Regions from separate parts of the Mus musculus genome. Here region 2 is linked to region 1. A link is a loop called in an ENCODE intact Hi-C map of the cell type or tissue named here. Cell type or tissue: gastrocnemius. All regions are shown on one strand. Links, peaks and the distances in the headings refer to the core of each region. The heading gives the core; the rest is flanking DNA. Region 1 holds the start of Med13l (mediator complex subunit 13-like). Region 2 has its middle 5.9 kb from the start of Gm46942.

Evidence for each region. Hi-C counts contacts between places; a loop is a spot of excess contacts. Peaks named below come from ENCODE experiments on the same cell type or tissue, not always from the same donor. Only the 100,000 strongest peaks of a DNase experiment are listed, where the experiment ranks them.
Region 2: a loop joins it to region 1, with 2.0 times the contacts of the local background. A loop is called at or near these places in 3 of 42 quality-filtered maps.

Annotation. Positions count from the first base shown.
Region 1 is chr5:118,558,739-118,561,634 of GRCm38, reverse strand. It overlaps Med13l (mediator complex subunit 13-like), which reads right to left and starts at 916. Exons shown (of 31, transcript NM_172424.4): 1 at 778-916. The coding sequence starts at 849. In gastrocnemius, for the core only: CTCF peaks have their summits at 685 and 1,504; DNase peaks (open chromatin) are centred at 242, 837 and 1,407; H3K4me3 peaks cover 2,098 bases; H3K27ac peaks cover 2,215 bases.
Region 2 is chr5:118,364,357-118,367,252 of GRCm38, reverse strand. No RefSeq gene overlaps it. Among named protein-coding and RNA genes, the nearest start is that of Gm46942, 5.9 kb to the right of the region's middle. In gastrocnemius, for the core only: a CTCF peak has its summit at 1,393; no DNase peak of the experiment used is centred there; H3K27ac peaks cover 579 bases.

The DNA of each region.
Region 1 (2,896 bases), core at 133-2,632:
AGGCGAGAGCGGGAGAGAGGAGAGGCGAAGGCAGATAAAAGCGATGTTATCAAACCGCCCAGCTTGTTGCTCGTGTGTGTGTGTGTGTGTGTGTGTGTGTGTTCCTTGTTAAAGCAGAGAAAACAGTTTTTAAAGGCAGCGGAGGAGAGCGAGGAGCAGCAGCTTCCTCCACCTTCCGTGGGCTCCGAGCAATGGCTCTCCCGCTCTCCGGCGTAGTAAACCCCGAGAGGCGGGCGGCTGTCCGTGTTTACAACGGCGCGAGCGAGCTCCGGCTGCCAGAGTCCTTTTCCCTGACACCATCGCCTTCCATCAACTGTTTTCGGGCGAAATCGCAGGTGTCATTGTGGAAATATTAAAAGGAAAAAAAAGGGAAAAAAACGGAGAAACAGAGGAAGAGAGAAAGAAAAAATCAGAAGGCAGACGCCGGCGAGTGGGAGAGCAGCCGATCCGATCGGGAGAGAGAGAGAGAGAGAGGACGAGCCTGCAGCTCACCCGCGCCGGCGGCTGCACAAGGCAGAAAAGCCTTCCACATTTCGGGGAAGGAGGAGAAAAAAGAAAAAAAAAGAAAATAAGGGGGGAAGGGGAGGGGAGGGGGTGTGATTGCCACGGAGGTGGGCGCTCCGAGCGCGCCCCGGCGTCCGCAGCGCCCCGACTTCCCCACGCACGTCCACGCCGGGCGCCGCGCTCGCCGACGCCGCCAGGGCTCCGGGAGGAGAAAGTTGCGCGGCGGGGAGGTCGCGCCCCCCAACCCGGGCTCCCCCCCGCCCCGCCACTCACCAGCGAGAAGAGGTTGGAGTGACAATCCTCCAGGCTCGCCCCGTTCGCTACCCAGTTCGCCGCGGCGGTCATGGTCCTCCGCGAGCCCGGCCGCCAGAGCGGGGCATGTCGGAGCGGGCCGGGCCGGGCGGCGGCGGCGGCGGCTCCCGGGCACCAGGGGCGCGAGGCCCGCGCGGGAGGCCCGAGGGCGGCGGTGGCGACGACGGCGACGACGGCGGCGGCGGGGGGCGCGGGCCGGCAACGCCGCCCGCCTCTGTCGCGCAGGGCCGCCGCCTCCGCCTCCGCCTCGCCGCCTCGTCGGCCGCCTTGTTTATCTCCAAGCCGGCGGGCGACTCGCCCTCGGCCGCGCCGGCGCGGGAGGCACGCGAGCCCCGCAGCCGCCCCGAGCCGCCGCCGCCGCCGCCGCCGCTGCGCGAGCCCGCGAAGGGGGGGGTGCGGACGAAGCCAGCGGGCGACCCCGGCAGCCGAGCGCCGTCCCCTCCTTCCTCTTCCTCCCCACCCCCCCCCTCCTCCCCAGTCGGCCGCGCTTCTCCTCCCTCCCCGGGCTCGCTCGCTCTGACAGCAATGGCGGCCGCCGACCGCGGCTCGGCCCGCCATTGGCTGCGGCGCGTCACGTGACGGGCGCCGGCCGCGCGGGGGGCGGGGGAGGGGCCGCGGCGGCGGCGGCGGCGGCGGCGGTGGTGGCTCGCGGGAGGCGCTGCTGAGCCGAGCGAGCGCGGCCCTCTCGGAGCGGGGTGACGGAGCCAGGGAGGGAAGAGAAAGAGGTGCGGGCGGCCGTGGGACGCCGGGGCTGCGTGGACGCCCCGCCCTGGGCGCGGGCGCGCGTCGGGCGCGGGCCGAAGAGGGCCGCGGCTTCCCCGGAGCGGCCTCCGAGCCCCCCTGGGGGAGCATCTCGGGTCCCCGAGGAGCGGCGTGGGCCGGCCCGGCCTGGCCGAGCGAGCCGAGGAGTGTCTCCTCCTCGAAACCTCGCGCGCGACCGCCCGCCGGCCTGCCTGCCGCAGCGCACCGGGCGGAGGAGTAGGACTCAAAGAGACACAAAGGCAGCGAGCGAGGTGCTTGCCCGGGGTCGCGGGATTCGAACCCAGGCATCGGGAAGCCAGGGCTCGGGACTCACTGCCTCCCGAGCGCTGAGCTCCTAAAGCATCCCGGCTGCTGGAGCCCTTGGCGCCCACTCTGTGCGTGCACGCAGGCATTCCTTACATAGATGATCCCAGCGCTCTTAGGTGCCACATTCACACTGGGCTATGTGGAGGGGAGCAGGCCCTTCCTCCAGCTCCAAGCGGTCAATAATAACCAGCATCCCTTCTTCAGAGAGTAATGGGACTGGGAGAAGTGCTGATGCCGGAGACTGCCTTCCAGGACTTTTCGTCGTGGAAATAGAGAAAGGGAGAAAGTTGACTTGGAAAGAGGTAGAATTAGGCAGGCGTATCTCTATGAGTTCCAGGCCAGCCTGGTCTACACACTGTCTCCAAGAAACAAAGGAAGAGTAAAACGCTGGAAAGAGCGGTGGAAGCAAAATAAAGCGGGCACAAATCTGACATATGAATGGAGTTTTGAGACTACCACAAACCTTAAACCCTGGAATGAAGGTGGCCCGAACACATAGGTCATTTCACAGAGTCCTCAGAATCGGGGTGCAATAGCATCCCCAAGGTCCCAGTTACTGAGTGGCTCAACTCCTGAACTATCTGAATTCAGGAGGCTCTGGAGAGGATGCCAGGAGCTGGCTCTGCTACACCTAGCTGTGACCCTGCCCAGCAAAGTTTAACTATGCCTCATTTTCTAATCTGTCCAAAGCAAATCCTAATTGCTGACCTGCTGACCTCAAGCCAAGGTCACACATTTCCGTTAAGATGCTATTGGGGGAAGGGTTACAAGGGGGAGTTGCCCGACACTTTATGCACACATGTGGTATTACTGAGACCTGAGCAGTCAGATGGTCCATCACACCCAGAATCCACGCATACTCATCACACGCGTAGGCAAAAGGCTATGAGCTGGTCACAGTCTAAGCAAGTCATAAGGGGAAGGAAAAGGGGGGTGGGATGCTGCACAGAAGCAAAACCAAACAAATAAGAAACAGTTTACAGGGCTGGAGATTTGGCTCAGCAGTTAAGAG
Region 2 (2,896 bases), core at 295-2,794, 190 kb after region 1:
AGCTCTGTCCTCCGTGTGTGTGCGTGCTCTGCATGTTCATGTGTGAGCGACTGTGAGCAAGTGTGTGTGCTCGAGTGTGAGTAAGTGCGCGTGCATGCATGTGTGTGTGTGTGTGTGTGTGTGTGTGTGTGTGCATTCGTGTATACATTCCATGGTGTGTTGACAAAGTAGACCTGCTCTTAGGCAACCTCCCCAGAGTCCTCAGGAGGAGATGGACACCATCACGTGGCCTGTGTAGCTCTATGTCCCCCATTTAGCCACTCTCTGGACTCTCTGGACTCCTGCAGTAGACAAGGCACTGAGCCCATCTCCAAGGGCTGTATAACAAGCACCCACCAGCTGTGGCTGGCACCCATAGGAATGTCTCCTCTCACAGTTCCAGCCACCAGGACTCTGACATCCAGGTGCAGCAGGACCACATTCCCTTCTGCGTCTCCAGGGAGGAGGCTTGGCTTGGGCAGCTCCCTGGCTTGTGGCTGCAGCATGCCCACTCGGTCCCCATGTTCTCTCAGTGTCTGGGCCCCGCCCCCATGGCCCTGTGCTTTGAGTGTGCCTATGCTCAAATCTCTCTACCTCCTTAAGGAAGCATCAGACTTGCTAGGCAGGCCTTTTACCCTAGCTGCTCAGAAGCTGATGCAGGAGGACCACAGGTTCAAGGCCTGCTTGGACTTTGAAATTCAAGGTCAACTTAGTGAGACTCTGTCTCAAAAGAAGAGAAAGGTTTTCTGGGGCTCTAGGTCCACTGACCACAGTGGCAAGTAGGGTGCTTGCCTGACATATGTGGAGACTAAGGTTCAACTCCCAGTATTGGGAAAAGGAGGGTGAGGAAGAGGAGCAGAGGGAGGGTGAGGAAGAGGAGGAGGGTGAGGAAGAGGAGGAGGGTGAGGAAGAGGGGGAAGCAAGAAAGAAAAGGAGGAAGAGGGTGAGAAAGCAGAGGAGGGGGAAGAGGAGGAAGGGGAGGAGGAGGGAAAGAAAGAAGGAAGAAAGGAAGAGGAGAAAGAAGGGAAGAAGAGGAGGGGGAGGAAGAGGATGGGGAAGAAGAGGAGGAAGAAGAGGAGGGCGAGGAAGAAAAGGAGGAGAGGAATAAGAGAAGGAGGAGGAAAAGGAAGAAGAGGAAGGGGAGGGGAGGAAGTGGAAGAGGAGAGGAAGAGGGTTGGAAGAGGAAGAAAAGAAAGAGGGGAGGAAGTGGAGGAGGAAAAGGAGGAGGAAAAAAAGAGGGAGAGGAAGAAGAAAAGGAAAAGAGAAATATGGCCTAACTAAACTACATTTACAAAGGCCATATTCACTAGTTTGGGGCACTAGAACTTAGCATGTGCCTTAGGGGAGGGACACAGTTCAACCCTTAGCAGATGAGTTAGTGGTAGCTCTCATGGCGAGGGAGAAAAGGCCCCCTAATGGCCACGTCTGTGGAAGTTCACTTGATCTCAGTTTGAGTCAGATGGCAGTAAGCACAGGCTGCCACGTGGCCGATGGCTGATCAAATGACCAGCTCCACTCTCCCCATCTCGCTATGCTCTACCACCAATTTCCCTTTCTAAGAGTCAGAAGTTCCAGGAGACAGGAATTATATAACTCAAGGTCTCTGCATTCCCCCCTCTCTAGCACCTCCCTCCCCGCACAGAGCAGGTAATGAATCTGCCATGCTTGCTGACTTTAGGTTATGCAGAGGACCTGTGTTCATCTAAGGGCTTTTGAGGTACAGTTGAGTGTAACCCCAGAAGGCTGATCCATTACCCTCCTGTACTGGATCTCCCCAGATCTTTCTCCTACTCAGAGCCTTGCATGTACAGGAGTCAGGGCGGTGGTGGGGGTGTCTCCCAGTAATAGGATGGCACTGTAATTGCTCAGCAAGATTACAACATCAGGCCCATCCATCAAGCTGCTCCTAATGGAATGTGGTGTCCCGAACGAGGAGGGCAGGGTCATAATGTGGGGTGTCTGTAGGCTGCTTTCTAGCTATGAGCTATGGAGCTGAAATGATAGTCCGATCAATGATGTAGAGGCACTAAAATATAGCTCCGTGAATCTGCACATCCGTAAAACCGAGTTATTGACAACCCTGAGTGGATGTATCTCAGGCCGGCTCTTTTAGCCCTGACAGCTAGCTAGTTCTCTCTCTCTCTCTCTCTCTCTCTCTCTCTCTCTCTCCCAAAAGGGATGGGAATGCAGTTCATTTTTTTTCATAGTCTTCATAGCAGACCACACACCCCCCCCAACAAGGCCCAAGTTCAAATGCTTTTCTCTGTTCCATGGGTCTGTAGGGAAGAAATAAGCTCTCAGGGGCCTTCCCAGTTACCCTGAAGCTCCATGCCTGCCTGGTCTGGCCACACCAAGCCTGTCAGTGGGCCAAGAGGTGGGAAGGGGAAGTGCTGTAGCAGGCCATCTTGCCGCCTGCAGGGTTCTAGAGTGAGCAGATAAGCCTCTATAGCTTCACCACCCACTACCCCGTGACCCAGACATGGGTTTCGCCTGGTGAAAGCGATATTCTCTTTCTGCTTTGTGTGTTATTAATTTGTGTGTGTGTGTGGGGGGGTGAATACTAGCAAAAATGAATGTATTTACACAGTTGTGTTTCCTCTTGAGACCTTCATGTCCTCCTAGGGGTTTTATACTGCTTCTCACTCCTCTGGGGAATGGCGAATGGCAAGAATATCCAACCAGGCTGGCCTCAGAGGGGGTCACTGTGTTGGAACTGACCCTTACTCCCACTCTGTTGTGAGGGACCCCACTGAGGCACAGAGCCAAGAGGGACACCGAGGCTCCAGCATAGTTATGAAGTCACATCCCAGGTCATCCCTCCTCCTCTACACACCAGCAAAGCCAGCTTCTTTCACTTTCTCCCCTGCAGTGCCCACCTCCCCTCAGACCACACACCTGTCGAGGGCAGGGCTTGGCA